Linked DNA regions of Homo sapiens: regions 2 and 3 are each linked to region 1. Evidence: chromatin loops called from intact Hi-C (ENCODE). Cell type or tissue: right lobe of liver. All regions are shown on one strand. Each heading gives the region's core, and the rest is flanking DNA. Links, peaks and the distances in the headings are about the cores only. Region 1 overlaps MAOA (monoamine oxidase A). Region 2 has its middle 170 kb from the start of PINCR. Region 3 has its middle 96 kb from the start of MAOA.

Region 1 (10,710 bases), core at 1,103-9,102:
TGTGTAGGGCTCTCCTGTCTGAGCCTAAAAGTGTGTGTTTCCTAGATTTCCTGCTATTATCCTCTGCCAACCCATCCCCACAAAGACACCCTGGACCTGTTTGCCTGAAACCCAGACTGAGGATGGCTAAGTCCTTGTGCGGCAAGCCCATCTTCTCCGCTAACTGTTTCCTGACCACTAAGGCTGTCGTTTCCCTTTGCTCACCCTGGCCACCCCACCATACTGAGTCTGTCCCTGTCCCAGGAGAGGGCATTGTGCCATACATGGGCCCCTTCTCCCTGTCTCAGAGGGACTGCTGTGCAGAACCCTCATTTCCCTCAATGCCGATCCGTGAAGGATGTGATCTGCTGAGTGCTCAAAAGCACCCACCTGATGCCAAACGACGCTTACATTATCCCAATACTGTCTTCTGTCTTTACCTAACTGGAAATTTTTACCATGGATTCATGTGTGGGGGTGGGGAGAAGGTTAGCCCAACTCTGAGAAGCCAAGAGCACCCTTCCTGGGTACACCCGGTGTCAGTCCTAGCCCTTGGAGTAAGCTGGAGAGAGACTGGATTTTTTTTGTTTTTGTTTTCTGTGCTTGTTAATTTTAATTTGTTAATTTTGCATTTCAGCCAGATATCCAGCTTCCCTGAGAGGCCAGGCTTGTCATAAATGATCGGATGAAATAAATAATGAATAAATGCTTCTCTCTTGGATTCCAGTTTAAATCCAAGAGCCCTGGTGAGATCTGAGGACTGGTTCTGTCAATTATTTCTTCCAGACTGACCTTCGGTTACTAATTGGCTCATTTAAATTCATTCTTTTGAGGGCATGTTACAATGGAAGTGAAATAATTAAAGAGCAGAAAACTTGAATTTGTAGTTGGATATGTTTGAAGGTATGTCATTACCATTATGATACTGGGCACCATATGAAATTGTGGTCCTGGGAAATGACAGTGGGTTTTACTTTTTCTCATGCAAGTGATGTTTCGTAGTAAAACCTGGATCCTTGATGGCTACTTGCTTATCTCTCTATCTATACCAAAAATAGTGGCATAAGGCAGTGCTTGCCAACCTTTTTCACATCACATTACACAGAAAAAAAATGATTGCATTTGTTTTGGCACACTGGGTAAATGGATACAGTTACTGAATGCATGGAAGCTAGTAGCTTAGGGGCTGTGGCCACCCAAGTTCCTATTCCTCTGACTGGAGAACTGATGGCCTCCAGATCTCTACATAGATACAACCCATTCGTGGTGGGGTCTGTCATTTGGGGAGACATTAAACAAGCATTTCAAAAAATATGTAATTGTGAATCTTTATGGAGGGAAAACAAAAGCAGTGATAAGAGCATTCTTTCATATGTTTGTTGGCCATTTGTATATCTTCTTTTGTGAAGTAACTCAGGAATGGAAAACCAAACATCATATGTTCTCCCTGATATGTGAGAGCTAAGCTATGAGGACACAAAGGCATAAGAATGATACAATGGACTTTGGGGACTTGGCGGGGAAGAGCGGGAGGGAGGCGAGGGATAAAAGACAACAAATAGTGTGCAGTGTATACTGCTCGAGTGATGGGTGCATCAGGATCTCACAAGTCTCCACTAAAGAACTTACTCATGTAACCAAATACCACCTGTACCCGAATCACTTATGGAAAATAATTTTTTTAAAGCAGTGATAAGAGATTATAATGGAGAATTAATTGTCCGGGGGGTTTCTCAGGAAATGCATCTCTGAGGAAGTGCTATTTCATCCCTTGGGAAATAACCTAAAGGATTTAGCCAACTGAAGAATGGAGAAAATAACCTTCCATGGAGAGGGAACCAAGACAGAAAAGAACTGGATATATCTGAGGATTTATGAGAACGAGATGGCTGGAAGGTTCTGAGGGAGAGTGGAGTGACCAGAGACGAGGGTAGGGAAACAGGCAGAAAAAAGAGCATGCAAGGCCTTGGGAGCCACAGTGCGTCATATCCAAAGTTCATTGAGCAGCTATTGAAAGGGCTTGAGTCTGGACTGACAGGATCAGATTTGCAGTTTTAAAAGATCTACTTGGGCTGCTCGGGTGGTGTAGTAAAAGGGAAACCAGGGCATTTTAGCAAGAGATGACTAATCAGAGAGGAGTTACTAGTGGAGAAAAGTAATTTGAGATGTATTTTTGAAGTAGGAATCATAGTAGACCACAAAGAGATCCTTTATTTCTTTAAAGCTATCATTTATTGTTAGTACTGTAACAACTTCACTTATGTGATCCTATTGAATGCTCAGAACAACTGAACAGCTAGCTCCATTTAACAGATAAGAAAATGCATGTTCAATACCAAGATTCAAACCCAGGCCTAGCCAGCTCCAGAAACCTGAGCTTTTAACATTTACGCTTTCCTACAAAACAGGGTGACTTAACAAAGTATCTGTTTCTAAAGACAGTTCTTAGGGCTAAGAAATCAGAACGTGCCTTTAGAAATAATAAGTATTCCTAGTTGTGTGTTAAAGGTAGGAAGCTGAAACCAACAGACTTTCCTGTCCCTAAGCTAAACAATACTGAACCAGTCAAAATAACTTGGCTACTTGTCCCAGGAAATACTTGCTCCTGGAATACAAAGCTTTGAAGTAACACAAATAGATTATTTATCAAGACTAACAGCTTGCTCATCAAGACTTGCTTTAAGACACCACTTTACTTTGCCTACCAATCCACAACTACTCTATCATAAACTTTTCCAATTCCAACCAGTTTTTTGCCTTGCAAGATCTGCCTTAAAAACAACCCCCAAATTGAAAACCCTGTGAACCCTCCCCCAATTTTTCCACTTTGAGACACTAGTAAGACTGTCAATGCGATGTTCTTCCTTATGCAATGTGTCTGATAAACTTAGCTTTTCTTGATTGACATGTTTTCTGATGATCTTTTGGGAAGTCAATGGTTGGCAAGTGCCTGGTAGGATACTCTTGCTTTGGGGCTTGGCCATCTAAAGGGATGCCTGAGCAGGTTCATGTGAAAGTCCAGTATTCAGTTGTGTGCAGAGTCTGAAAGAAATTCAGTTATTGGGGTTAAAGAATAGAAATTTCTCTTCTGTCGTTTATTAAAGGTACAAACTTGGAATCTAGTTTCGTGCTTATGTAAGACAAATACATTTGCTTCTCAGGATCCCAGATGCAAGCCTTTTCAGGCTTTGTAGAAGACAAAGCTGGATAGAAGCTATATTGGGGTGTGTGTGTGATAGGGAAGAGGGTAGGCATTGGTGGAAGCAGGGCAGAGCCATGTGGTTTTAAATCATTAAAAGTTCTACTTGCTGCTCCAAATTCAGGTGCCTGGAACAGCAGGGATTTAAGGACAGACCAATTGTGGCATTTAACTCTTGGTTTTCAAAAATATTGAGGCCCATATGGTAGGCTAGACAATAGCCTGGCTGAAGATGTTCACGTCCTAACTCTGGGGCAAATGAATATGTTACCTTACATGGCAAAGGGACTTTGCAGATGTGATTAAGGATTATAAAATAGGGAGATAATCCTCATGGGCCCAATGTACTCACAAAGGTTCTCTTAAGAGGGAGGCAGGAGGCTCAAAGTGAGGAGGAGATGGTGCATCCATGGAAACAAGAGATTGGAGTGATGCAGCCACAAGCCAAGGAATGCTAGCAGCCTTTGGAAACAGAAAGAGGCAAGGAATGAGTTCTCCCTTGGAGCTTCCAGAAGGAACCATTCCTGCTAACACCTTGATTTTAGCCCTGTAAGACTCATTTTGAACTTTTGACTTCCAGAACTGTAAAATAATAAGCTTGTGTTGTTTTAAGCTACTAAGCTTGTGCCATTTTGCTACAGGGGCAATAGGACATTAATACAGCCAACAAAATTAAAATGGCTGATATAGCAAAGGTGGTCAGGCTGCTTGAGGGAGAAGCTGACTTACCCTCACTCCCTTTGGCCTGTCTGAACTGGCCCCATCTCTCAGTGGACTTACCTTTCAGATGTATCCTCCAGCCAGCTCTACACAGTCTAAATATAAGGCCCATCTAATACCAGCTGCCTCATTGGACTCATCTAGGGACCTCATACCTGCATCTTCCATGTTTGCTAGTTGATGTGATAGAATAGTCTATAGTAGCCAGATGAATACACGACACCAGGCAAACAGACCTCCTTTGCTCATTTTCTTAATGTAAACCTAATTCACTGCCAGATGTATTACATATTTAGTGTATGTCTGGCATGGGGTACACAGTTTACCAGCTTAGATGTTGATCTTGCTGAAGACAGAGTTGCCAAGGTTTAGTTCCACTGAAATCCCATATAGTGAACCCACGGGACACTTATGTACCATTCCAGATGCCAGCCACTATTAGGTGTATGTTTTCTGAATTTGTACAGCCCCAAATAATCTAGGGTGCTCTGAGGACCTCTAAGGTGGTCCAAGCACTATACAGTGCCTAAAAGAAACACAATTTTGACGCCCAAATCTTAAAAGTAATGTAAATATTTACTATACCACAAAACTCCTAGCCAAACTTAGGAAGCTTCCTTCCTTCCTTCTTTCCTTCTTTCCTTCCATCTCCTTAGGTTGTCAAAACAGCTTTTGAAAGCCCCTTCTTCTCCCATCATTCTCAGCAAACTAACGCAGGAACAGAAAACCAAACACTGCATGTTCTCACTCATAAGTGGGAGTTGAACAATGAGAACACATGGACACAGGGAGAGGAACATCACACACCAGGGCCTGAGGGGGCAAGAGGACGGAGAGCATTAGGACAAATACCTAATGCATGCAGGGCTTAAGACCTAGATGACGGGTTGATAGGTGCAGCAAACCACCATGGCACATGTATATCTATGCAACAAACCTTCATGTTCTGCACATGTATCCCAGAACTTAAAATAAAATCGAAAGAGAAAACCCCTTCTTCTGTCCAGCTGCACTCCTCCACAGCCCCAAGTTGCCTTTCTGAAACTTTCTCCTCTCCCCAGCTCCCTTCTCCTGCTTTCCCCAGATTACTTCCCTGCCCTTTCTAAGGTGAAAGCAATTCCACCTGTCTCATCTCCCATCGATGTTCTTTTCACCCATTACCCAGATGCACACAACAGAGGCTGAAAAACCAAGAAGTTCTAACAAAAAACCTTCCTGAGAGATTAGGGCAGAGGAAAGGCTGCAAATATTAGATATCAATATTGATCCATGTCACAACTGAAAACAAAGTAAGAGAGTGCAGGCAAATGTGTTGGAGGAAATTCTGGGTGGAGGTGACGCTTCTTAGTTTCCCCAAGAGCGAGGCTGTCTTGAATACTTTAGGATTTCCACTAGAAGGAAACAACACTAATTGGCCAGAAGATGGCACTCTTTTAAAACAAATTGGGGCCGCCCCCTAGCACAGGTGCTGGAAGATAGTCAATCACAGTCGTTAAAGAGCTCCAAGTGCAGAGAAGGGCTGGGCAGACAGGGGAACAGTAAAAGACTGATGGGGTGAACTACGGTCAATGGGACAAATAGGACTTAACAGTCAGCACTTATTAGTTGCAGATGTGGTTTTCTTTACCATTTAGTCATGCCATTTCTATTTTTTACTTCCTGTCTCACTATGTGGTGTCCTTAGTCTCTTGCCACACAGTGATGCTTATGGAGGCCTGAGGATTCTGGTAACTTCCTCTTAAATCGTGCTTCCCCTGCATTCCTAGCACCTCATGCTTTTCTGTAATAGCACTGACCAGAGCCACAATTAATGTGTTCCACAGTATCTACAATCAACTGTGTGCTCCATGAGGTGGGCTGTGTCTTGTACACTGCTGAATCACAGCATGGTGCCTACCTACCACATAGTAGGTGCTCAATAAGTAGGTGTTGAATGATTGTAAGAAATTCAAGGTAATAACTGCTCGCAAAACTTAAGCAGTGCTTCCTTTCTGCTATTCTAAAAGGTTGATGGAGAAGAGCTGATGCCTACTGAGTGCTTGCTGCATTAAGCCGTTACCTGCATTATCTCTGTTTTCCCATCAATTCTGTAAGACAGGTACTTCAAGCCACAGTACTTATCTAGGGGCATGTAAAAAGTAAATGACACAAGGTGCAGGGGTGCCCTATATCAATCCATCAAGATTCTCATTACTGCACTACTCTGTGGACCTTTAAGCACCCCACCCCCGCCAATCTTCGTCTCTTTCCCTGTCCCTACCTCCCCATCCCCCAGCACACACCCACACCTCTTTCCTCCACTCTATTTCACCCATAGACCTCGGTGGTTTGTGGAAAATATATGAGGCCCATTAATAGGAAAACCTGGTTCCCATTGAGGTGTTACTGTTTGGAGTGTAAATAAATAGTAGCCTTTGATGGATCACACGTGCATTAAGGGGAGGTCTTACTTGAAGGGCCCACAGCCCACCTTGAATGAATGGCAAGTTTCCTCAAGCCAGCTTTTTCACATGAGGCTTCCAAAGCTGCTTTTCAGAAACTTGGCTCCAGGCTGAGACAACCAGTTCACATCTACTGTCACTTTGAGACCTGCTTTTGCCTTCAAACTCTGAAAAGAATGGCCTTGATCAAGGAAGAGAGCCAAGCCCTGGGCTCTGATAGAGGAAAGAGAACTGTTACTATTACCTAGTACCTTCCTTTGTTTTCATCCTCTTCCTCTAATGTCTCAGTCAGCTTCCTTAGGCTAAGGGGCATGCCTTGCACATTTACCACCACCTCAGTGTAAAGCAAGGAGTATAGTTTGAAAAAATTAATACACTCAATGTTGATGTCCTGTTTGCTGAAATTATATCATAGCACAGAATAAATGTTAATAGAAGAGCGGTGATTTCTATCTCACTGCAAATATGTGGTTTTTCCAATAAAGTCTGACACTGCTCTCGTCAATCGTGACATTCACATAGCAGGAGATAAACACTGCCACGGTATGCTGGGCTGGGGAAGGGTAATTTCTTAAGGGAGATTTCTGGTCTAAGAAGACTTTTTTCTGTCTTTGTTTTTCTTTTTTGCCATTCCAACCCAGGCCTCTCCTACTCACTCCAGGTAGTTTTACAAAGTGGTTGCTGATCTTTGTGCTTATTTCTCAGAAAATCAGACATCCAAAAAGAACTTGTAAGTGATGGAAAATACATCATTTAAGTGATGCAAAACCAAACCTTGCACTTCTTTATCAAGGACTTGAAGACAACTTGGACATGTGAACCAAGCCTTCAAATGTGTTTTATTTTTTATTTTATTTTATTTTTATTTATTTTATTTATTTTTATTTTTTTATTTTTTTTGAGACAGAGTCTCACTCCGTCACCAGGGCTGGAGTGCAGTGGCACGATCTTGGCTCACTGCAACCTCCGCCTCCCTAGTTCAAGCGATTCTCCTGCCTCAGCTTCCTGAATAGCTGGGACTACAGGCACTTGCCACCACGCCCAGCTAATTTTTGTATTTTTAGTAGAGACGGGGTTTCACCATGTTGGCCAGGATGGTCTCGATCTCTTGACCTCGTGATCCGCCCGCCTTGGCCTCCCAAAGTGCTGGGATTACAGGCGTGAGCCACCGTGCCCGGCCTTTTATTTTTTGAGACAGAGTTTTGCTCTTGTCATCCAGGCTGGAGTGCAATGGCGCGATCTCGGCTCACTGCAACCTCTGCCTCCCAGGTTCAAGTGATTCTCCTGTCTCAGCCTCCCAAGTAGTTGGGATTACAGGCATGCACCACCACGCTGGGCTAATTTTTGTATTTTTAGTAGAGACAGGATTTCACCATGTTGGTCAGGCTGGTCTTGAACTCCTTACCTCAAATAATCCACCTGCCTCGGCCTCCCAAAGTGCTGGGATTAGAGGTGTGAGCCACTGCACCCACCCCAAATGTGTTTTAATTGATCAGCAATCTTTTCAAGGAATTTGAATATAAATGCTCTTTAGAAGGGCACATACTTCCTAGGTCAGCCAGTCCTCAGTATTCCCAAATGTCTTATGTCTGCTGCTGTTCGTTTTTAGCTGCCCAACTCCTGAAGACATTGAATTTAGGACTCCTCTTTAGAAATGCTTATTTTTCCCTTTGATCTTTCTGTTAGTTTTCTGTAGATGGGGCTCATTCATTGAGACAGAGATTGAATTATTTCCAGGGTTCCTTCCAATTCTGATTTTTTTTTCTTCCATGTAAAGAATAGTGCAGAAATACAACCCTCTAAAGGAAGTTCCCTTACCTAACAGGGATAGGTTCACAGCGAGAGCTCCATTCTATCTATAAAGCCAAAGCTCAAGTCCACAATGTCTTTTACATGACAAGGCAACTTTCTATGAGAATAAAGTAGATAATGCAGTGCTCCACCCTGGATCTGCAGGGAATACAGGCTGGTCGAAGATCCCAGCTACAGTTCCTCACTAGAAATTGTCCTTGAACCTGCCTTACTCAAGGTAACACCCTCTCTCAGGGGGAGGCTGATGAAGGGTCACAGAGTCCAGACCTCCTTGTCTCAATGAGGGATACTTCTGAAGGGTCTTCCTAGCTCCTCATTAGAACCTGTAGTTGCAACTGCATTGTAGGTCGACTCTCCTGCCCAATCCTACCTTCCTCACCCTCTTAGGTGTATTTCCTGAGGATTGTCTTCAATAAACTTTTTGCCCTGACTCTGTATCTTAGAGTCTGTTTCCAGGGAACCCAATCTAGGACAAGGAGTAAACCAGGGTACAGAAAGACTGATTTTTTTGCCCCTGGCATACCAATAGGCAAAAACAGTTACAGTGCTGGCAACAAAATGCATAGATCACATTATGCTGCCGTGAAAAGAATGCTCAGAAGTCATCTAATGCAACCCAACCTTTTCCAGATGTGGAGACCGAGAGAACCAAAGTGACTTGCTCAAGTTATCATAAGCTACTAGGTGAGAAAACTTGGACCAGAATCCACATCTGTGGCCCAGTTAGGCAGGCTACAGTATTTCAGTGTTTAATCAGTTCCCAGAAAACCTCAATAACACATGAGAGTCAAACTCAACTTTGAGAATTTGCAGTCGGTATTAAACAATTTCCTAAGCCTATCCTCCATGGACAATGCCTCATTGTGACCTCCTGCTATAAGAAGCCATTGAACTTTCTGCATAGAGCCATCAACTAAATACAGGAGTCGAGTCTGCATTGGGGGTGGCAGTGCACTTTATTAACAAACAAAACAGTACCATACAGGCAAAATCTTACTTCAGTGGCAAAGCACACACATAGGTATACTCCAACGTGTAGCACTGGGGCAAACTTCAGACATGGAACATTAGGCACCAAGTTCACAATCACACTAAACATAGTTCACAATCCTTCAATCCATACTCTTCAGTGGAGGATGAGGCCTTATTTAACAGTTAACTGGGACAGACAGATGAAGTTTTAAAATCTAATTCTTGGCCTAACTGTGGAGTGGGGCTGACTCAGCCTTCAGAACTGTGAAGTGGATGCCTTAACAGGGCCAAGATCTATCAGCCTCTTAAACTGACTTTCATTTCTCTGGTTCAGAGAAAAAGCTTATGGTATCTTCACGTTGGATGAACTTGCATATCGTGAGAGTCCTCAGCTCCAATTTCGTGTCTAGGCACATCTGGACTGGCATTCATTTTGATACCCAATCCATAGATTAATAGGGTTAATCTAATTAGAATAAATTAAATCGTTTTCCAAAAAGTTGAAAAGGGTAAATCACATGAGTTCTTCAACATTCAAGACTTTAAATATGTTAGCAAACTGATTACTGTTCCAACTGTTGCCAGTTAAGAAGTTTAAATCAGCATTTCCCAAAAGGTGTGTCAGGACTGAGTTAATCAGTAAGCTAATAGAAACAACTGCAATAGACTAGGGATGAGATTTCTCAAAGCAGTCTGATATAATATGCGGCAACTCCTTATGTACTGGAGCGTATCCAATACATTCTCAAAACTCCTAAATTAGCTAAAATGCAAGGTAAAGAGCAGTAGAAAAATGCAGCTCTTAGGATAGGCAAAACTTTGGAAGATTTATGTCCTCACACCAGGGTCCAGCAACTTAGGTTTGAATTTATGATAAGGTTAATGATATAATAAACTTGGGTTGGCTGGTTTCCCTGGCAATTGTTAATTCCCCTTAAATAAAAATATGTTGATACATTGTAAAAAGAAGTATTTTACAGTTGAAACCTTTGGAAAGGGCTTTTAAAAATCTGAGTTTTTAAAAGGGGAAAACAAGAGGTGGGCACCCTTGTGGGCCGACATTACTCCTAAGATAGAGAACTTAGTTTTCATATATAAAATGACTCAATTTCATGTCTTTTATAAAACTTAACAACTAAAGCAAGTGAGCTTGCTTTAAGGAAATTAGAGCCCTAATTTCTTTTCTGTTTGATAGTCTCAACAAATAACAGTCAAATTTATCATATGTATTTCAGTACTTAAGAGAAATTGGCATGCTTTGCTAATATTTATGCAGAGGTAACCATGTTGAAGACATATGTAAGTTGAGAGGTATGTCTAATTTTATGGTCATAGGAAAAATTAAAAGAAAACTGCTGCTTTCCTGAAGTTGAAATAGAATGTTACAACTGACAAGGATCCATTGGTGTCTAGCTGCCTTCCAGGGGGAAGAGAAGATGCCAGTCGTAGTTGGTCTCCCACAGAGCTAAGCAGGGAGTCCTCCTGGGGGACAGTCCTGCCACTATTTTCCTCTGCTCAACTGGAAAGCTGCACATAAGTCACAGCAAGTCAGTTTCAACATTCTAACTCAGTTAAACACTCTCCTCC
Region 2 (10,710 bases), core at 867-8,866, 400 kb after region 1:
CACTATATTCCAAAATAACTTCTTGATTTCTCTAATTTATACAAGTAGAAATCCAGGGAATATGTGTGGGAAAGGATATTCAGGATATGGGATAATGCTGGAAGGAACATAATGTTAGATCAGGCTGAATTTATTGATATGGGCTCCATAATCAGGAATTCTGCATTTAATGTTACAGATTGGGGAGTTAGAAAGGACTTTAATTATTTGGTTAGTTGGCTAAAATATGAACCAAAAGATGGCCCACCACAAGTGAATTAGAAATGCCCAATCTTGGCCAGGTGTGGTGGCTCACATCTGTAATCTCAGCACTTTGGGAGGCCAAGGCAGGCGGATCACCTGAGGTCGGGAGTTCGAGACCAGCCTGACCAACATGGAGAAACCCTGTCTCTATTAAAAATACACACAAAAAATTAGCAGGGCATCGTGGTGTATGCCTATAATCCCAGCTACTCGGCAGATTGAGGCAGGAGACATAGCTTGAACCCAGGAGGTGGAGGTTGTGATGAGCTGAGGTCACGCCATTGCGCTCCAGCCTGGGCAACAAGAGCGAAACTCTGTCTCAAAAACACACACACACACACACACACACACACACACACACACACACAAAAGCCCAATCTTTCTTGGTTTAATGCAGAGAAAGGAATACAAAGGCTGGGGATACTGGACTGTTAAAGTGGATTTTTTATTTGAGACTTATATCAGAAGAGTCCAGGCAGCATACTTTTCACTAATACATTGATGACTAAATTTGTAAGAGGAGCTCCAGCAATCTTGAAGAGCTCCATGATCACTCTTCTGTGTAGGCCAGAACTTACAGTGGGAACCATAGTCACTCAATTAGAAAACCTAAATGAAATAGGAGTAATTGGATCCCAGACTGGCAAAGCCAAGAGGCAGAACTCAATCACCAAAGGCAAGTTGAGGTTAGTCACTATAATGAACAGCAATATTAAGTTAGTTGAATATACAAGTCTAAAATTCAGTGAATAAATTGAGGTTGAAGACAGGCTTTTAGAAGTTGTAAGTATATATATGATATTTGTATTAGTCAGTGTTCTCCAGATAAACAGAACTAATAGGATACACACACACACACACACACACACACACACACACACACACACACATATGTTTTGTTATAAGGAATTGTCTCACATACAATTATGAAGGTTGAGAATTCCCATGATCTGCCATCTGCAAGCTGGAGACCCAGGAAAGTTAGTGGTATAATTCAGACCAAGTATAAAGGCCTGAGAACCAGGGGAGCCAATGATGTAAATCCCAGTCTGAAGGTAGGAAAAGATGAGATGAGATGTACCAGCTGAAGCAGTAAGGCAAAAGGGCAGGGGCAATTTGTTTCTTTCTCCACCTTTACTCTATTCTGACCTTCAGTGGACTGGGTGATGCCTACACACATTAGGGAGAACCATCTACTTAGTTCACCAACTCAAATGTTAATCTTATTTAGAAACATTCTCATAGACATATCTAGAAATAATGTTTAACCTGATGTCTGGGCATCCGCAATCTGCTCAAGTTGATGTATAAAAGTAGAAGTATCACAATATCTAAAGCAATGGGACAAATCAGATTACCTAAGGAATGAGAGCAGATGGAGGAAAATAATGACAAGAAAATAGAGCTCTGGTACACTTCAATGTTTGGAGGTTTGATAAATGAGGAAGAGCCAAAGGATAGAAAAGGAGGAAGCAGTGAGGTTAAAAGAAAATTTAAGAATAGTGTTCTGAAGGCTAAATGAACAAAGGTGTTTCAAGGAGGAAGGAGTCATCAATATTGTAAATGCCACTGATGAGTTAAACAGATGAGGACTAATAATTGACTATTAGATTTGGCAACATGGAGATCATTTGTGACTTTGCCAAGAGTGGTTTCAGTGGATGAATATGTACTATATATTTAATCAGAAAAGAAAGCAATACTTTAGTGTCACCTTATGGAACCTATTTTAGTGTAGTGTGCTGACAAAAGCACAGGGTTAATAATTAAATAACTTGCTTCCAATCGGGCTATGGCAGCAATGGGACAAATAGAAGGAAAATCATTTCATCTTCTATGGTCTCGGTTTCTGTATTTATAAAATTAGGAGGTACATATGGTTTTAACATGATGGAGCAAAGTAATTTCCACACTCTTCTTTTGAAAACCATCTCTGAACACAAGGATGAAACAAAAGAGAAACACAAATTTCACCTTCAATAAAACTAGAAGAACTTTTTAACCTCAAACCACAATACAGATGGAAAAAGGATGGAGAAATGGTAAATAATTTAGCAAACTAGTGACATATAGCCAGTTCACCTTGAATTGCTCTGAACAGGCTAGAAAATGGAGGCACTAGACAGCACCGCCAGTAGGAGTCAGGCAGGGGAATATCAGCAAGAATGGTGAGATTTTTTATGTCATCACTCCTGTCCTTCCCCACTCCCACAAAGCACAGGTGATATATTTTCTGGGTTACTTGAACCAAGGAGATTCTGGAATTGGCTATCCCAGAATCTGGAATTTGCTAACACATAAGGGAGAACAGGAGTGAAATGCCAGAGCATAAAAGGGCACTGAGTGAGAGTCTGTATAGTAAAGGTAAAACTCCAATCCCCTACTTTTACTCAACACCACAACAAAGGCAGGCAGCCTCAGATACCACAGGCAGGTGATTGGAAGATTATTTGCTGATAAGACTAAACTTCTCTAGAAAGAAGATCCATAAATACTGACATTTTGGGGTTTTCAGTGAAAAATCTGTCTGGCCATTTGATTATTTAATTGTGAAGTCCATTCATGAACAAGGCCCACTTATGGTCAAAGAGCTTCCAATCAACTCATTGTTACTTCAGTTTTAAATACGAATGGCCCGCCAATGATTATCAGATGGTTGGGGATAGCCATCAACATGAAAAAGAGACAAAAACAGAGAGGAAATGCAGAGAGCAGAGGAATTAAATTTTTATCGTCAGAGATTAAGAATGAGTTATCAGAAATTATAAATATGATTAAAAATAGGAAATTTAATTTAAAAACTGGAACTTTCAGTCATGGAAATTTCCTAGCAATTGGAACCAAAAGGCAAAAAGATTTACAATTAGGAGGCTCCCCCCACACCACCCAGCCAAGATGAGTGACTAGGGGCATCAGATGCCAGTTTTCCTCAGAAAGAAGATCAAAGTTAATGGTGAATGGACATGTTCTGAATGGAAAACTGAGGGAAGAGAGTCTGTCAAAGTGACCATGGAAAGAAGCTAGAATCCAGAAAAGGAAAGCAGCAAGAGTCTGCCAGAGGTGGACCCTCAAGGAACTCTGAGTCCCATGGAAAGAGTAGGTGCATGTTCTTATCTGCTGCCCTCGTCCCTGTGACAATCTGCTGACTGTCAAATAGTTGGGGAGCCCCTCTGCCCTCGTGACCCAGGGCAATACTAGTGGTAGCAACTTCCCATGGACAGAGAACTAGGTGACCACCTCATGCAGGTGTGCCCACACTCCTCTCAGACCCGAACTGAGATGGTGGGCAGCATACTGGTTGTGCATCTGTCATGGGTCACTGTTTTGCCCGATGAATTCTCTGCTCTTAAGTCACCACACCACCAGATTCCCTGCAAATGTACCCCACAATGCACTCTGACTTTGGCAAGTACAGGGGACTAGCAGATCCCCAGGGAGCTGCAGGGCCTCTGGAGATCTAACCCTCTATTCAGGTTGCCCCTAAGGTAGAAGGAGGGTAGCCTGCTAAAGGCCCCCTTGGGCCAAAGAAATGTGGGTATGTATTTGAAATGCTTGTCCCCTGGTGCCGTAAAGAAATAGCACTTGAACATAAATTTAATTCCCTCAGCAAGGCCATTTTTATACTTTCTGCAGAAAGGGTACACTCGACAGCAGTTTTGCCATGAGGGTACACCGAACAAAGGAGACAGGGTCATTTATAACCTGACGCGTCCACCCTACTGCTGTGTCTGGTTTCCATTGGCTGGAACAGGACCTCACATTCTGTATTTGTCCTGATTGGCTACCAACTTAGAACTTTTTAAAAGAAGCAAAGGCAGAGGAGAACGAAGGAAGGAAGAAGTAACTTGTGGAATGCTAAGAAAGGTAAAAACGCCTTCAAATAAGGAAGAGGAACAGGCTATGACCTAATGGTTGCTTGAACCAGTATAAGCATGCCAGGGCAAATATTTAGGCTAAATTGTGGGAGCTAAGAACATAAAGTACATTGATTTCTTTATTACGGCTAGCAGATATTGAATGTTAGCACAGGTCTTTGAATACGTTTTGCTTCTAAGAGAAGTTACTATTTATTTTTAATTAAATGGGGAGGAAAGTCTTTGAAGAGGAACCTCTACTTTACTTTTTACAGTGTGGCAACAATTGCTGAAGGGGACAACACCGACAGCCAGGAACAGACGTGAAGAGGGGGTCATTTCCCACCCCCGTCCACTGTTGCAGATGCAGAAATGGTTCTTCCTACTGGGACCTGGCAGGTATGCACTCAGAGAAAGCATTTGTTGTGCTTTTTGTGGCAGCTCCACCTCTGCTGAAAGTGAGCCTGACCACTTAAGCTTGAATGAAGGGTGGGGCCCAACTCCCCACCCCCACCCCACACACAGAGCAGTAGTGTCTCAGCAATGGAAGACAGACAAGATGCAGAGTTACCTTCCCTAGATCCAGGGAAGAGGCTCTGCCCTGAGCCCATTTTGGTGGTAGCAGTCAGAGAGGTATATCCATGGTCCATAGATGCATTGTAGCTGGGAACCAAAGGACAAAGTGTATATGAACTGAAGGTCATGGGTCCTGTGCCAGGCATGATAGGGAATAAGATTGCATTCCTGGTGGCTCAGGATGAGAAGCTGGTTCACCCCCATTTTCCCTGAAACCTCAGTATACTTTAGTCTTCTTGCCACCTCCCCATCAGGGTGAGTGCTTCCACTCCTCGCCAGCCTACCTAAAGTGGGGCAAGCTCTTACTCTTAAGTGCCACCTACTGGACTGCAGTCTGAACTGCACCACCAAATAGAAAACCTGCTGCCAGAAAGGCTTAGTGTTAGTCCATAAGATAAGCTTCCTGAGACCTATGGACCCTCATCCCACAGGAGATAGTATGTTGGCTCATACATCCAGTACATCACTGTAACAAGCAGCATCTGAGAAAGCCATCACACAGAAGCTACCCACAACCAAGGAACCCATACAGAGCCTTGGCCCCTTGCAAGCACCCAGAAACAAAGCCAAATGATCACACATAACATATGTCACAGTAATACCCTCAAGGAAAAAAAGAATAAAAAATAAAAAAAGTCTCCTTCAAACAATAGCAATTTCAAATATAAGATGCAACAGCTCCCTCAGATGAGAAGGAATCAGTGAAACACCTCTGGCAGTACAAAAAGCCAGAGTGTCTTGACACCTCCAAAAAATCACACTAGGTCTCTAGCAAAGGATTCTAAAAAATGGAAAAGTCTGAAATAACAGACAAAGAATTCAAAATACGGATTGCAAGGAAACTCAACGAGATCCAAGAGTATGTTGAAATACAATGCAAAGAAACCAGACAAATTATTAAGGGTGTGAAAGATGAGACAGCTAGATTTAGAAAAAAACAAATAGAAATTCTGGAATTCAAACATTCTCTAAGGGAATTTCAAAACATAAGTTGGAAGCTTTAATAATAGACTAGACTGAGCAGAAGAAAGAATGTCAGAGCTTGAAGACTGGTTGTTTGAATTAACACAGTCAGACAAAAATAAATAAAAAATAATTTTAAAAAATGAACAAAGTATTTAAGAAATGTGGAATTATGTAAAGCAACCAAACCTATGACTGATTGGCATTCCTGAGAGAGAAAAAGTAAAAGTAAGCAACTTGGAAAACATGTTTGAGGGAAATTTCAGGAAAAATTCAGGAAAATTTCCCTGATCTTGTTAGAGAAGTTGATATCTAGATACAAAAAATTCAGAGAAAACCTGTGAGATACTATACAAGACAACCATTCCCATGACATTTAGTTAACACAGCATCCAAGATCAAGGCAAAAGGAAAAATGTTAAAGGCTACTAGAGAAAAGGGCAAAACTATCTATAAATAAAATCCTATCAGACTAACATCAGACTTCTCTGGAGAAACCACACAAGCTAGAAGACATTGGGGGCCGATTTTTAGCCTTCTTAAAGAAAAAAAAAATACCAGCCAAGAATTTCATATCCTGACAAACTAAGCTTCATATGTGAAGAAGAAATGAAGTGTTTCCCAGACAAGAAAACACTAAGGGAATTTATCACCACCAGAATAGCCCTACAATAAATGCTCAAAGGAGTTTTAAACGTGGAAATGAAAGAATGGTACTTGCTACCATAAAAACACACATAAATACAAAGTTTACAGAACTCATATAGCAATTACATAATTGAGACTACAAAGCAACTACCTAAAAACAGTATGACAGGAGCAAAACCTCATATATCAATATTAACCTTGAACATAAATGGCCTAAACGCATCATTTTAAAGATATAGACTGGCAAATTGTATCAAAAACAGGATCCAACCTTCTGCTGCCTTCAAGACCCATCTCACATGTAATGACTCCCACAGGCTCAAAGTAAAGAGATGGAGAAAGATCTATCATGCAAATGGAAAACAAAAAAGAGCAGGGGTCACTATTGTATCAGAAAAAACAGACTTTAAACCACAAGAGTTAAAAAAAAAAAAAAGACAAAAAAGGTCATTATATAAAGATAAAGGGTGCAACAAGAAGATTTAACTATACAAAATACATGTACACCCAACATGAAGCATCTAGATTTATATAACAAATACTACTACACCTAATAAAAGAGATAGTCATACAATAATATTGGGGGAATTCAACACTCCACTGACAGCACTAGACAAATCAAGGCAAAAAACTAACGAAGAAAATTGGGACTTAAGTTGGACTCTTGACCAAATGGACCTAATATACATCTAGAGAATACCTAACAATCACAGAGTATACATTTTTCTCACCTGTGCATGAAATATTCTTGAAAATTGGCCACATGCTTGCTCATAAAGCAAGTCTCAATAAATTTGAAAAATCAAAATCATATCAAGCATCTTCTTGGACCACAGTGGAATAAAATTAGAAATCAATACCAAGAGGAACTCTCAAAACCACATAAGTACATGGAAACTAAACAATTAGTTCCTGAATAAAATGGGTAAAAAATAAAGTTAAGCTGGGAATTTAAAAAATGGAAATAAATGAAAATAGAGACACAACCTACCAAAACCTCTGGAATATAGCAAAAGTAATGTTAAAAGGAAAGGTTACAGTGCTAAATGCCTACATCAAAAATACAGAAAGATCTCAAATTAACTTAATGTCACACTAAAGTAGAAATACAGGAGCAAACAATCTCAAAGCTAACACAAGTAAAGAAGTAATAAAAATCAGAGCAGAACTAAGTGAAATTCAGAACAAAATCACATACAAAGGACCAATAAAAGGAGAAGTGAGTTCTTTCAAAGGATAAACAAGATCGATAGACCACTAGCTAGATTAATCAAGGAAAAAAAGAGAAAAGATTCAAATAAGCAAAATCAGAAATGACAAAGTTGACATTACAACTGATACCAGAGAATTACAAAATGATCCTCAGAGACTACTATAAATATCTCTGTGCACACACTCTAGAAAACCTAGAGGAAATGGATAAATTCCTGGAAAGCATTTGATAAAAATCTAACATCCCTTTATGATAAAAACCCTCAATAAACTATGCATCAAAGGAACATATCTCAAAATAATAAGAGCCATATATGACAAACCCACAGCCAACATTCATGCCAAATGGATAAAAGTTAACAACATTCTTCCTAAGAACTGGAACAAGATGAGGACGTCCACTCTTACCACTCCTATTCAACATAATACTAGAAGTTCTAGCAAGAGCAATCAGGCAAGAGAAAAAAATAAAAGGCATCTAAATTACAAAAGAAGAAGTCAAATTATCTGTGTTCACTGACAATATAATCCTATGCCTACAAAACCCTAAAGATTCATCTGAATGACTCCTGGACCTGATAAATGACTTCAGTAAAATTTCAGGATACAAAATGAAGATACAAAAATCAGTAGCATTTTTATACACCAATAACATTCAAGCTGATAATCGAATAAAGAACTAAATCTGATTTACAATAATCACACACAAAATAACCCCTAGGAATACATTTAACAAAGGAGTTGAAAGATCCCTACCAGGAGGACTACAAAACAGTGATGAAAGAAACAATAGATGATACAAACAAATGGAAAAACATTCAATGCCCACAGATTGAAAGAATTAATATTGATAAAATGACCATACTTCCTAAAGCAATCTACAGATTCAACACAATTCCTATCAAATTACCAACATTATTTTTCACAGAACTAGAAGTAAAAATTCTAAAATTCATATGGAACAAAAAAGAACCTGAATAGCCAAAGCAGTCCTAAGCAAAAGGAACCAAGCCAAAGCCATCATGTTACCCCACTTCAAGCTATAATACAAGGATATAGTAACCAAAACAGCATGCTGCTAATACAAAAATAAACACATAGATCAATGGCATAGAATAGAGAAACTAGAAATAAATCCACACACTTATAACCAACTAATGCTTGACGAAGTCAAGAAAAATAAACAGTGGGGAAAGAACATCTTATTCAATAAATGGTGTTGGGAAAGCTGGCTAACTATATGCAGAAGAATGAAACTGGACCCCGACACAAAAACTAACTTAAGATGGATTAAAGAATTAAATGTAAGACCTTAAGTGATAAAAATATAAGGAAAAAAACTAAGAAAAACAATTCTGGATATTGGCCTGAAGAATTTATGACTAAGACCTTGAAAGCAAATGCAACAAAATAAAACTTGACAATTGGGACTTAATTAAATTAAAGAGCTTCTGCACAGCCAAAGAAACTATCGCCAGAGTAAACAGACAACCTTCAGAATGGGAGAAAATATTTGCAATCTATGCATCTGACAAAGGACTAACACCCAGATCTGTAAGTAACTTAAACAAATCAACAAGAGAAAACAAGTAGCCCCATTAAAAAGTAGGCCAAGGACACAGACACTTCTCAAAAGAAGTCAGACAAGCAGCCAACAAATAATGAAAACATGTTCAGCATCACTAATCATTAGAGAAATGAAAATTAAAACCACAATGAGATATCATCTCACACCAGTCAGAATGGCTATTATTAGTAAGTCACAAAATAAGACATGTGAGTGAAGATGTGGACAGAAAGGAATGCTTATACAATGTTGGTGGGAATATAAATTAGTTCAACCTCTATGAACAACAGTAGGGATATTTCTCAAAGAATTAAAAACAGACTGGGTGCGGTGGCTCACGCCTATAATTGCAGCACTTTGGGAGGCTGAGGCAGGTGGATCACTTGAGGTCAGGAGTTTGAGACAAGCCTAGCCAACATAATGAATTCTTGTCTCTACTAAAAATTAAAAAAATTAGCTCGGCATGGTGGCAGGTGCCTGTAGTCCCAGCTACTCGGGAGGCTGAGGCAGGAGAATCACTTGAACCCAGGAGTCAAGATCACACCACTGCACTCCAGCCTGGGCAACAGAGTGAAACTCTGTCTCAGAAAAAAAAAAAAAAGAATTAAAAATAGAACTACCATTTGACTCAGCAATTCCACAACTGAGCAGCTACCAAAAGGAAAAGAAATAGTCATATCTAAATGAAACCTGCACTTGTATGTTCATCACAGCACTATTCACTATAGCAAAATCATGGGATCAAACAAAGTGTCCATCAATGGTGTATTGGATAAAGTAAATGTTGTATATACGTACCACAGAATACTATGCAGCCATAACAATAATAAAATCATGTTCTTTGCAGCAACATGGATGCAGCTGGAGGCCATTATTCTAAGTGAAGTAACTCAGAAACAGAAAATCAAATAGTGCACATTCTCACTTATAAATGGGAGGTAAAGAAAGGGTACATATGCACATAAAGATGGAAAACAACAGACATTAGGGACTCCAAAAGTCGGGAGAGAGGGAAAGGGCAAGGGTTATAAAATTACTTATTGGGTGCTATGTTTACTATTTGGGTAATGGGTTTACTGGAAGCCCAAACCCCAGAATTATGCAATATAACCATGTAACAAACCTGCACATGTACCCACTGAATCTGTTTTTTTTAAGACTTAAGAGAAAAACAACAACAAGAAGTACAATAGGCAAATAAGAGTTTCACAAAGTGATAATTTCTTTGCCAGAGTAATTTTCTGTGTGATATAAAATATAATTCAAGAACATTTCCTAAAATGGGCAGACTTTAGTCATCAACTGCAAGAGCTCCACAAGAGTTTAGCATCATGGATTTTTAAAAAGTCAGTTTCAGTGCATTTTCTTTGGAACCCCAGAATACCAGAGATAAAAAGAGGTTCCTGAAATACACTAGAGAAAAAAATTAGATCACTAACAAACAAAATAAGGATAACATTTAACTTCTTAGCAATGTTAGAAGTTGGAAAACAATAGAAGCATATCTGAACCAGATATAAGGGAGGAAAAATAGTTTTTTTCTCTACCCTTCATAGTTCTTAGTTGGGATGGACCCCTGTAATCAAGACAGATTAACAAGAGAAAAATAAAGTAATAACATGTATAACTCATGTATACATAGGAAAT
Region 3 (10,710 bases), core at 961-8,960, 190 kb after region 1:
GTGAGCTCAAGGAATTTTAATTGATGTTTACAAGACTGGTTGGATATTCCCTCTCTCCTCTCTACTTCTTCATAAAAATGTGGAGTTTCAGGTAAGTGGATCCCTCTCCTGGAGCACGTTCCACAGTGCGTCAAATCATATCCATCCCAATAGAACATTTCACTGGAGGTAGGTTCAAAACATCCAGTCTCCTAAGTTCCCAACATCCCACAGGCAGTAAGCAAGCCTGTAGCTTGGAAAGGTGACTTCACACATAATGGAAGTTGGATCTGGTATTAGTGGAACCAGGGACATAAGTTGGATCCTGGGTAGACCGTTGCTGCTAGTGCAAACTCATTAGCAAGAAAAATAAATGTAATGGGATAATGGTTGTGGGGTTCTATTCCTGTCAGTGACAGTACTGATGGAAAATAATAGAGGTATGTTTACATTTAGATGTTGAACCAGGAGGAGGGGAATTCATTACAAATGCTACTTGCTAACTGTAACTTTTCACAATCAGTTTGTTTAAACCGGCAGAGACCCTGATTGAGAGCAATATCTAGTGCTGGTCAAAGAGGGTGAGGCCAAGCACATAATAGCCAGGCCTCTGTGTATATAGTTTTAAACCTATAAAAATTACTTCAGGGCTTGGCGCGGTGGCTCACGCCTGTAATCCCAGCACTTTGGGAGGCTGAGGCTGGCGGATCACGAGGTCAGGTGTTCGAGACCAGCCTGGCCAACGTGGTGAAACCCCATCTCTACTAAAAATACAAAAATTAGCCAGGCATGGTCGTGGGTGCCTGTAATCCCAGCTACTCAGGAGGCTGAGGCAGGAGAATTGCTTGAACCTGGGAGGCAAAGGTTGCAGTGAGCCGAGATTGCGCCACTGCACTCCAGCCTGGGTGACAGAGCAAGACTCAGTCTTGGAAAAATAAAAAAGAGAAAAAACTTCACGAAGACAAGACACATGAGGAATTGCTGACATACCTTATCTCCCCTTCTCACTTCTGATGGACAAGAGACTAGTCCTTAACAAGTTACTCTTATCTGTAAGGTCCCCCAAAATAAATGTGCGCACAGAAGACAACTATCAAGAGAACAGTTATTACTCAGAGCTCTCCACTGGGCCACGTGAAGCCTGTTGCCTAATTCTTCAAAAAGCTATCCTGATTTTTGTAAAGAAGTCAGTTGGGCATTTGTAACTTCCTGCTCTTTAGGACTTTGCTACTAAACTGGGGACCATGAATTGACAGAATAGGCATAACTCAGGAGGTTCCTAGAAATGTAGATGCTCAGGCCCTACTCAGGACTTGCTGAATCAGAATCTGCTTTGTAACAGGGTCCCCAAGTGATTCATATGCATGTTAGAGTTTGAAAAGAAGTACCCTAGGTCAGTGATTCTCAAGCAGATGCCCACTCAGGGTTTCTTGTTAGCCTTATGAAACAGAATGAGTCTGGAGATGCTAAAACTTCTCCTCAAGAGGACAGTGCCCAAAACTATGCCTTACCTTTGCAGGAACAAGATATGGAGAAGCTGGCCCTATTTTCTTTCATCAATCCCTTTAGAGATAGGGTCTCTTTTTTTCCCTCAGAAGAAGTCTGATGGCCAGTCAGGAGGAGACTTAATAGTCCTATCACCAGAGTCATTATCTAGTGTCAGTATCACTAGAGTTAAAATTATGAGCAACAGAAAACTGGTTCTCCATATCCTGGATGAGGGGCAGGGTTAGGGATGGGTGGTATAAGCTTGACTAATATGTATTTCCTGCTGTCAAGGATCTCTATTCCTTTCAGGAAAGGAAAGATGTTTTCATTCCACCCGAAAATAGTTACTTTCCTACTTTAATGTAAATAGCAAAAGGCTGAGGGATAGATGTCTGTGTTAGTCAGGGTTCTTCAGAGAAACAGAACCAGTAGGATGTGTGTGTATGTAGAGCCACTTAAGGAATAGACTCATGTGATTATGGAGGCTGGCAAGTCCAAAATCTACAGTTCAGGTCTGAATTCCTTCAGACTGGAAACCCAGGGAAGAGCTGATGTTGCAGTTCAAGTCAGAAGACCATCGGCTGGCCAGATTCCTCTTTGCTTGGGGGGAGTTGGTCTTTTCTTCAATTCAGGCCTTCAGCTGATTGGATGAGGCACACTCACATTATGGAGGGAAAGTCCACCAATTTAAATGTTAATCTCATCCAAAAACACCTTCAGAGAAACATCCAGAATAATGTCTGACTGAATATCCCGGCATTGTTTGCCCAGCCAAGTTGACATGTAAAATTAACCATCACAATCTTTCTTTGCCCACTGCCTTTCTTCGCTCACTGCCTTTCTTCATGCTCCTCTTGAGCAATGCTGGCTGCCAGAGCTGTATCTCAAGCCTTTCTTTAGAGCCTCTGTATTGCAGACTTGTCTATCCCACTGGTATTTCAAATTCACTATGGCCAAGATGTCTGATTTTTTTTCTCATCACCTGCCTACCCATAACCCCCCCCCCTTTTTTTTTTTTTTTTGGTATTCAGGACCACAGTCAATGGTATTCTTATCCAATTCATCATGTAAGGCAGTAACCTGAGAGGATCTTCAATGCTTTCATCACCTTCCCTTCCCCCATGTCCTCCTCCCCAGTGCCCTCATTACCAAAGGAAGATGTTTTAAGTACAGCAACACTTGCCTAAGAAATACCAAAACTAAATGTTGTGCGTCATTGCAACTGTCTGTAAACAGATGAAGTATTTTTGTTTTCAAAAAACTAAAACCACACTGTTTGAGTGCCCCTGGTAAGCCAAACACTGACTGGACCTAACTGATGATGCTTTCCTCACCAATGAATAATAGGAATTGAGTAAACCAACCTTGTCAGACCTATGGATTCATTCTATGTTAGCCAGAGTGCTAGTTTTTAATCCTCAATTAGTATAACCACTATGAAACCTGCTGCCTGGTATTTAAAAACTATTTTTTTCTCTCAGTGAAGAAATCAGTGCATTTCTTCAAAGGCATGCTTTCCTTTGCCTAGGAAGTTAATCGACTAAATGTCTTAGTCCATTTTGTGTTACTAGAACAGAATACCTGAGACTGGACAATTTATAAACAAAATAAATTTGGCTCATGGTTCTGGAGGCTGGGAAGTCCAAGATTCAGGGTCCGCCTGTGGTGAAATCCTTCATGTTGCATCATCCCATGGTGGAAGGCATCACATGGTGAGAGAAGGTGAGAGTGCACAAGGTACAGCGAGAAAAAGAGGGCCAAACTCTTGGGCTAACTAGTCCACCCCTGTGATAATGGCATTAATCTATTCATGAGGAAAAAGTCCTCATGACCTAATCACCTCTTAAAGGTCTTACCTCTTTTTTTTGAGATGGAGTTTCACTCTTGTTGCCCATGCTGGAGTGCAATGGTGCAATCTTGGCTCACCGCAACCTCTGCCTCTCGGGTTCAAGAGATTCTCCTGCCTCAGCCTCCTGAGTAGCTGGGATTACAGGCATGCACCACTATGCCTGGCTAATTTTGTATTTTTTTAGTAGAAACGGGATTTCTCCATGTTGGTCAGCCTGGTCCTGAACTCCCGACCTCAGGTGATCCGCCTGCCTCAGCCTCCCAAAGTCCTAGGATTACAGGTGTGATCCACCGCACCCAGCCAAAGGTCTTACCTCTTAAAGGTCCTATCTTTTAATACTGTTGCAATGACAGTTAAATTTCAACATGAGTTTTAGAGGAAACATTCAAACCATAGCACCCAATTTTGTAATTTTTAAACCTCTGGTGGTTTTATTTTATTCCTTGACATCCCTAATATTTGAATATCCAGGTCTATTGATGTTTTACCTTCTAAATATTTATCATATGCATTCCAAGTACCGTGAATCTGGTTCAACATGGACACATAGAGGGGAACTACACACACTGGGGCCTATTGGAGGATGGAAGGTGGGAGGAGGAAGAGTATCAGGAAAAATAACTAATGGATACTAGGCTTAATACCTGGCTGATGAAATAATGTGTACAACAAACCCCATGACACATATTTACCTATGTAACAAACCTGCACATTGTGCATATGTACCCCTGAACTTAAAACTTAAAAAAAAAAAATCTGGTTCAAATTGCCATGTCTTTAGGTTGTGGTAAATTTTTCCTAACTGGTTTCCATGTTGCTAACTTTATGCCTTAACTACTGTCTTAAATCTCTATGTTGGGTAGAAATTATATTCAAGATTCTAAACCACTTAACTAATCGGTGCCCTTTAAGAACTGCCTTTATTCCTCAGACATAAGTTTAAGATGCTAGGTGCCAGATCAAGAGAACCTCGTGTCTCATATTAACTCCTTGTCACCTTTAACTGAACTGCCACGTCTAGTCTTATAACTTATTTTCTGGTGGTACTGAATTACTCATAGTCCTCTGTGAAAACATGCCACAGCCTTCATGTAAACCACTCCTTGCTATTCCTTGTTTTATATGAGCTTAGTTGTAGAGGATGAATATAATTTAGCCAGGTGTTGTGTCAGGCAGGATCCCAACAGGAAACAGATGGCATACACGAATTAGGATCATTTAAGGAGGGTTTATTTACAAAGGGTTTAATTAAAGCATAGGTGGGGTGAAGAGGACTACAAGAGAGTGCAGGAACCCAAGACTAGAAGCAGCTACTACTACCACTAGGCTAGAAGAGATGAGGGGAAGGAAAGGTTGCTGGAAACTAGAATGAGAGAGAATCCTGTAGAGCAGGCCCATTGAGAGGAACAGATCTTCCGCAACAGGGCCAGGCCAAGGCAACATCACAGGAGGGAGTCCTGGGAATAAAAGCCTGAGCACATTTACCTATTTCCTTGTCATCTTGCCAACATTTTCACAGGTGCCTTTATCTTCTGGCTTCCAATCTATACAGATCAGCATCTCTGGACAGGGAGAGGTAAGGAAAAGGGTAGAAAAAGTAGATCTGGAGGGGAAAGGAAAATACCCAACGTGGGCTCATTCCAAAAACCTTGGGCCTTGATCTTTTGTTTTTCCTCATGTAAGCGCATATATTTAATCTCTCTTACTAGACTATGTCTCAAGGAAAGAGATTGCTTTACCCAGCTTTGGGTCCACAGAGCCCCAAACATAGGAAGTTTCATTGAGTTTAACTGGCCAGGTTCACCTATATCTTTTCCTATCCTTCCCTTGCCTTTGGAAGCACCCTTTCTTGAATTATTGCCTCTTGATTACCTTGTGCTTGGTGTGTCTCTCTTGGCCCCAGGCATGGTGTTACTACACTAGGCTTCATCTTGAATTGAGGTGGGGACCCTGGCAATCAAAGCCAACTTCTGCCAGATGCCCAGGAGAGTGAAGAGAAGAAAGCAGAAGGTCTTTTCCACGAGGTGGTCTTTTGCTGCCACCTTCTGGCATCCTTTCACTACACCCCAGATTCTCAGGAAATTGAATCAAGTCACACCTCCCCAGGGGAGGTGGGCCCAGGGGGAGTGAAAGAAGCAGACCTTACTCAAAGACAAGAAGGCTCAGCTGGCCCTGGTCTCCTGTTGGTTAGAGGGCAGCAAAAGCTAGCATTTCAAGAAGCAATAAAATACAATTTTTCTAGTCTTTAGATGCCGAAACCTAAACTTTGGTTTCATCCTCTTACTACAGCTCTAATTCAAAAAAAAAAAAAAAAAAAAAGAAATGCCAGCGACAGCCACCTCTTTGCCTCTCCACCAACTTCTGTACAACTGCCAGCACAGATATGGAGATATCCTACTTCTCTGCCATGCTTGGAGTGGTTGCCCAAAGGGCAGGAACTGACTTATAGGTTTTTAATTTTTTTATGTGTGGTTATATATATATATATAAACATAAAGCCATTGTAACTATTTTTAAGTGTGTAATTCAGTAGCATTAAGTACATTCACATTGTTGTGCAACCATTGCCACCATCCATCTCTAGAACTTCCTTATCATCCTAAACAGAAAATCTCTACCCATTAAACAATAACTCCTCATTCTTCCTACCCCCAGCTCCAGTAAACTCTATTCTACTTTCTGTCTTTATGAATTTGCCTATTCTAGGTACTATATAGAAGTGGGATTATACAATATTTGTCCTTTTATGACTGGCTTATTTCACTTAGTATAATGTCCTCAAGATTCATCAATGTTGTAGCATGTATCAGAATTTCATTCCTTTTTATAGCTGAGTAATATTCCATTGTATGTATATAAATGTGCAGAAAATATTGAAGGATACAATAAATAGCAAAAAATAAATGGTATAAAAATGTTAGAGAGATTAAGAAATTTTAATAACTGAAATTGCAGTTATAGTTAAACTTCCTTTATTCCCCTTCCCAATCCTATTCTCCCTCCTCCCTCCCTAAAGGTAATCACTACCCTGAAGTTGATGGGTTTCTTCCCATTTTATATTTTTATATTATATGTTTAGTTTTCCAAAACAATATATAGTATTCTCTTGTGTTTTTATATTCAATAAATAGCATACTCTATGTGACATTCTGAAGTTTCCATGTCTCACTGTTGTTTTCAAGATTTATCCATGTTGATGCATGTGGTTCTAGTGCATTTCATTTTACTGTTTTATCCTTTTAAGTATGTGCATGTGACATATTAGCCATCATCCTATTGCTGAACATTTAGGATGTTTCCAGGTTTTTTTTTTTTTTGCTGTTACAAATAATGCTGCCATGTATTATTTGTATCCTTACCACATTTCTTTGAGCACAGGCTTTTCCTGGGGTCTGGAATACATACCCTGAACTAGAATTGCTGAGCTACAGGCCATGCACATCATCACTTTTACCAGATTCTGCTAAATGTCTATTGGTACAGCAAAATAGCACTTCAAATTTGGACAGCAGTGTTTGAAAGTCCCAATTTTTCCATACTCATCTCCAATTAGTATTATCAGTCTTTTTACTATTTCTCAGTCTGTTGGATAAAAATGGTATAATGGTATCTAATTGCTTCAGTTTTCATTTCTTTGGTTTTTAGGGGAGATAAGCATCTTTAGTATGTTTATTAGTCATTTGGAGTTTCTTATCTATAAAAATTCTAAGACTCATTTATATTTTAGAGTTTGAAGGAGTTCTAAAACCTATCCGCCCAATGAAAACTTATTATGGGTGTTTACCTATTTCCTTTATGAAGGCTTATTTATGGGTGTTTACCTATTTCCTTTTAGTGAGAGAACTTCAATTTCATGTTTCAGGGCTTGCTGCCACCAGATGTCAGCACTGTACCATAATCTCAGAGCCCAGCTTTGCCGGAAACGTGTTTTCCGTGATTCAAGATGGTGGGTCTTAATCATGTTTGGTAATACAATTGGATTTCTGCACATTTGTGCAAATAACTTGTAAAAATTCAAATATACTTAAGTAAATTATATTCTTTAGAACAAAGTTTTAAAGCAAGTTGAGCCCTGAGTCTAAATATCTGCATACATATTAGATTTCTGATTTCTACTGTGTCAATCTTAAAATTAGATGGTAACAAAATGTTAAAGCCAACATCTTTCGAATGATTATGTGCAGAGAACTGAGCTAAGCGCTTTTGACATATAGCCACGTGATTCTTACTGCAGTTATGTAAGGCAGGCGTCCTCACCTCATCTATCAAAAAGGGATAACTGAGACATAGAGAGGTTAAGTCAGTTGCTCACTAGCACACAGCTAGTTAAATGTCACATCTAAGGTCTTTCAACACAGGCAGGTTGCTTTCAAAGTCTGTATTCCCTGCTATTATGCTACTCTGGCTCTCAACATATGGAATTCTGCAATCAGCCTGTGTCCAAATCCCCTAGGGAGTTTGTGCTTAGGGATAAGAATAAACTTGAGCTAACAAGGGGGAATCCTTTCTAAAACTGTCTCCTGGTGGTGGAGGCGCATCTGCTTATTTCTGAGGTCAGCTGTATCTTCTAGTAAGAAGGCTTTTTTTCTTTTTTTAATCTTCCTTCTTTCAAAATCAGTTTCTAAAATAATAACCCAATTTTTTTTTTCACTCTGCCTCTTGGCAAACTTTCTCTGAATTTTACAGCATCCAACAAAAAATACCTGTGTGCTAATGCTGTATGTGTCAGGGTATTTTCCAGCGTATTTGCCACCTTCCCGTTAGTACCTATGCTCACAATATACCTTCACTTGGAAAGAAGACATTGCCTTGTCTCTCTGCTTCTTATCTTTTGTGCTCACAACAGATTAGCACCAGGCGGATAACAGATATAAGAGGGTGTGGTCTAAATACTAGAGAGAAGTAGAGACACCTGACCCCTGCCTTCAAGCTTCGGAGTGCTCACTCCTCACTTTTCACCCCCATTGTCCAGTCACTGTGTTTCACTAAACATGGGGCAATATGATCTCTGCATGGGTAGCAAGAGTCTGTCTGTGAGCTTCTTGCCTCTGCTCAGTGGAGCTAGGGGTCACCAGGTTTCCCCTTCGATGAAAGATCAAGAAGTCTCTTGGGAAATAACTCCTCCAAACAAAGTGGATTGTCTCAACTGTCCTTCCTAATAACAATGCCCATGTTAATCGGGGTTGGGATGATTTTGAGTATTAACATGTCCTACTGCTCAGCCAGTTCTCCAATCTAATCCCCACTGACTGACGCTGAAGTCCTGGGGTGAGAAAACTACAGGAAAAAACTGGCAGAATAGCTGCATTGAAATGCTTTTACTCAGGATCTAAAACAGTGCAGCTTTGTTTTGGAGTAGCATTTAAAATGCCAAGATGAGGAAAGAGGAATTGTCTCTGCTTCTGAGGAAAACATAGCCCAGATATGGTAGAACAAAGGCTCTAAATAACCCAGTGAGTTGCCCTGTTATGTTATCTCACCCGTGGCAGTGCCAAGGCTCTCACCTATGATGACAGAGTTGTTATAAACTGAAGGACATTGCCTCTTGAGGGCATGGGTGGCCTGACATCTCAGCTACAGGGAAACACAGCAGAAAAAAGAAATGGCTAATGCCATGGAGTGGCAAAAAGAAATATTTCTGTGGGCTCAGGCAAGGTGTCCCTTGGAGACTCCTAGAAATAGTGCCTCTGTCCTTTCCTCTCCCTCCACCCCAACCCGAAGATCTTACTTTAGCAGGCATGGGAAAAAGATTCAGAGAAATATTACTGATGATTGTGATTTGTACAAGTCCATATTCAAATGAAATCCCCAGGAATCAAGACAGATCATACAAAAACAAATTAGAGTAATTTTCCCTTAGGAGTTCTTGTTGGGGTGTTCAAAACATAGCTTTACAAATCAACATTTTCTGATCACATTAGATTCAGGGAAAAAAAATAATGCCCCCCCAAGTACAATGCCCCAAGCTGCTCTTGTCCTTCTTCTTCTTCTTCTTTTTTTTTTTTTTTTTGAGACAAGGTCTCACTCTGTCACTCAAGCTGCAGTGCAGTGTCACAATCATGGCTCACTGCAGCCCTGATCTCCCAGGCTCAGGTGATCCTCCCACCTCAGCCTCCTGAACAGCTATGACTACAGGCACATGCCACCACACCCGGATAATTTTTGGTATTTAATATTTTTTGTAGAGACAGGATTTTGCCATGTTGTCCAGACTGGTCTCGAACTCCTGGGCTCAAACAATCCACCTGCCTTGGCCTCCCAAAGTGCTAGGATTACAGGCATGAGCCACTCCACCCAGCCCTCTTGTCTTCTTAGATTCATATTAGCAGAGAGTTTAGCCCCTCTCTCTCTAGGTTTTCTTCTTTGTAACAAGCACAAGAATAGTGGTTTAGCCAATCCTACAATCCTAAGGGTCCACCTTGCTGCACCCTGAGGAGGAGAAAAGCAAAGAAATTGCTTGGAACTCCAAAGGGTTCTACTTGTCTTGCCCTTGTGGGGGCCAAGGCCCTCACTGAAAAATCATGGACATGAGGCAGATTGATTAATAGGAGAAAAGGCATACAAATTTATTTAACATGTATACATGGGATCCTTCAGAAGGAAGATCCAACCCCCCAACAGAGTACAGAAGTTTATCTATTATCTCGAGGCAATAGAAAGAATGCAGGCTCAGAGCATGGCCCAAAACAGATATGTTGGTAAATCAGGTTTTCGTGGCAAGACAGGTCATGGGAGTGAGAAAGGAAGAGGTTTGGCTAGCAAAAGTAGTCTTGTTATATAGATGAAGCCTCATAGGTAGTAGCCCTCAGAGGGAATAAATTGTAAGTGTTTCTTTTCAGACTTTTAAAGTTATCAGACTTTTAGTAGACTTCTTCCAGATCCAGGAAAAGCCTAGAAAGGGAAGGCCTGGCTGCTTTAGTAGAGATTCTCTACAGATACAAATTTCTTCCATCTCAATCTTCTGGCTCTATGACAGCGATTTCAAAATTTGTCAAAGAAATATATTTTGGGGTAAAATATTTTGATTTCCTTTACCATGCAATTCAATTCTGTTTCTATTAAGTGACCTGTGATAGCTGAGGTGCTCTCTTTGATATGGTGCTAGAATCTCCTTTTACCCATATTACAGATTATCTCACATTTGCCTTGGTCTCCAAGTTACAGTTCTTCACTTACAAGGCTTTGTTAGTTAGTATCTCCACTCACAGGTACTTCTTTGGGGTTAAATCCCATGACCAGGAGAAGATTTTGTGTAGAATCTTCAGTTGGTCTTTTCGTAAACCCAGGACCATATTCTCTTTTGGCAATGTAAATACTGGTGCAGAAGCCAGCATCCTGATCAAGTCTCTTTCTATTCTCAGGAAAATTTTTTCATCAACGTATGGCTTTCTTTT

What was found. A loop is a pair of places that touch in the nucleus more often than their neighbours do. Peaks named below come from ENCODE experiments on the same cell type or tissue, not always from the same donor. Only the 100,000 strongest peaks of a DNase experiment are listed, where the experiment ranks them.
Region 2: a loop joins it to region 1, with 5 times the contacts of the local background. A loop is called at or near these places in 22 of 110 quality-filtered maps.
Region 3: a loop joins it to region 1, with 4 times the contacts of the local background. A loop is called at or near these places in 100 of 110 quality-filtered maps.

What each region holds. Positions count from the first base shown.
Region 1 is chrX:43,745,196-43,755,905 of GRCh38, reverse strand. It overlaps MAOA (monoamine oxidase A), which reads right to left. Exons shown (of 15, transcript NM_000240.4): 15 at 9,089-10,710. Among named protein-coding and RNA genes, the nearest start is that of MAOA, 94 kb to the right of the region's middle. In right lobe of liver, for the core only: a CTCF peak has its summit at 5,316 (motif pointing right); a DNase peak (open chromatin) is centred at 5,365; H3K27ac peaks cover 1,523 bases; H3K27me3 peaks cover 664 bases.
Region 2 is chrX:43,343,875-43,354,584 of GRCh38, reverse strand. No RefSeq gene overlaps it. Among named protein-coding and RNA genes, the nearest start is that of PINCR, 170 kb to the right of the region's middle. In right lobe of liver, for the core only: a CTCF peak has its summit at 5,005 (motif pointing left); a DNase peak (open chromatin) is centred at 4,974.
Region 3 is chrX:43,554,508-43,565,217 of GRCh38, reverse strand. No RefSeq gene overlaps it. Among named protein-coding and RNA genes, the nearest start is that of MAOA, 96 kb to the left of the region's middle. In right lobe of liver, for the core only: CTCF peaks have their summits at 5,373 (motif pointing left) and 7,192 (motif pointing right); DNase peaks (open chromatin) are centred at 1,121 and 7,217; H3K27ac peaks cover 337 bases; H3K27me3 peaks cover 489 bases.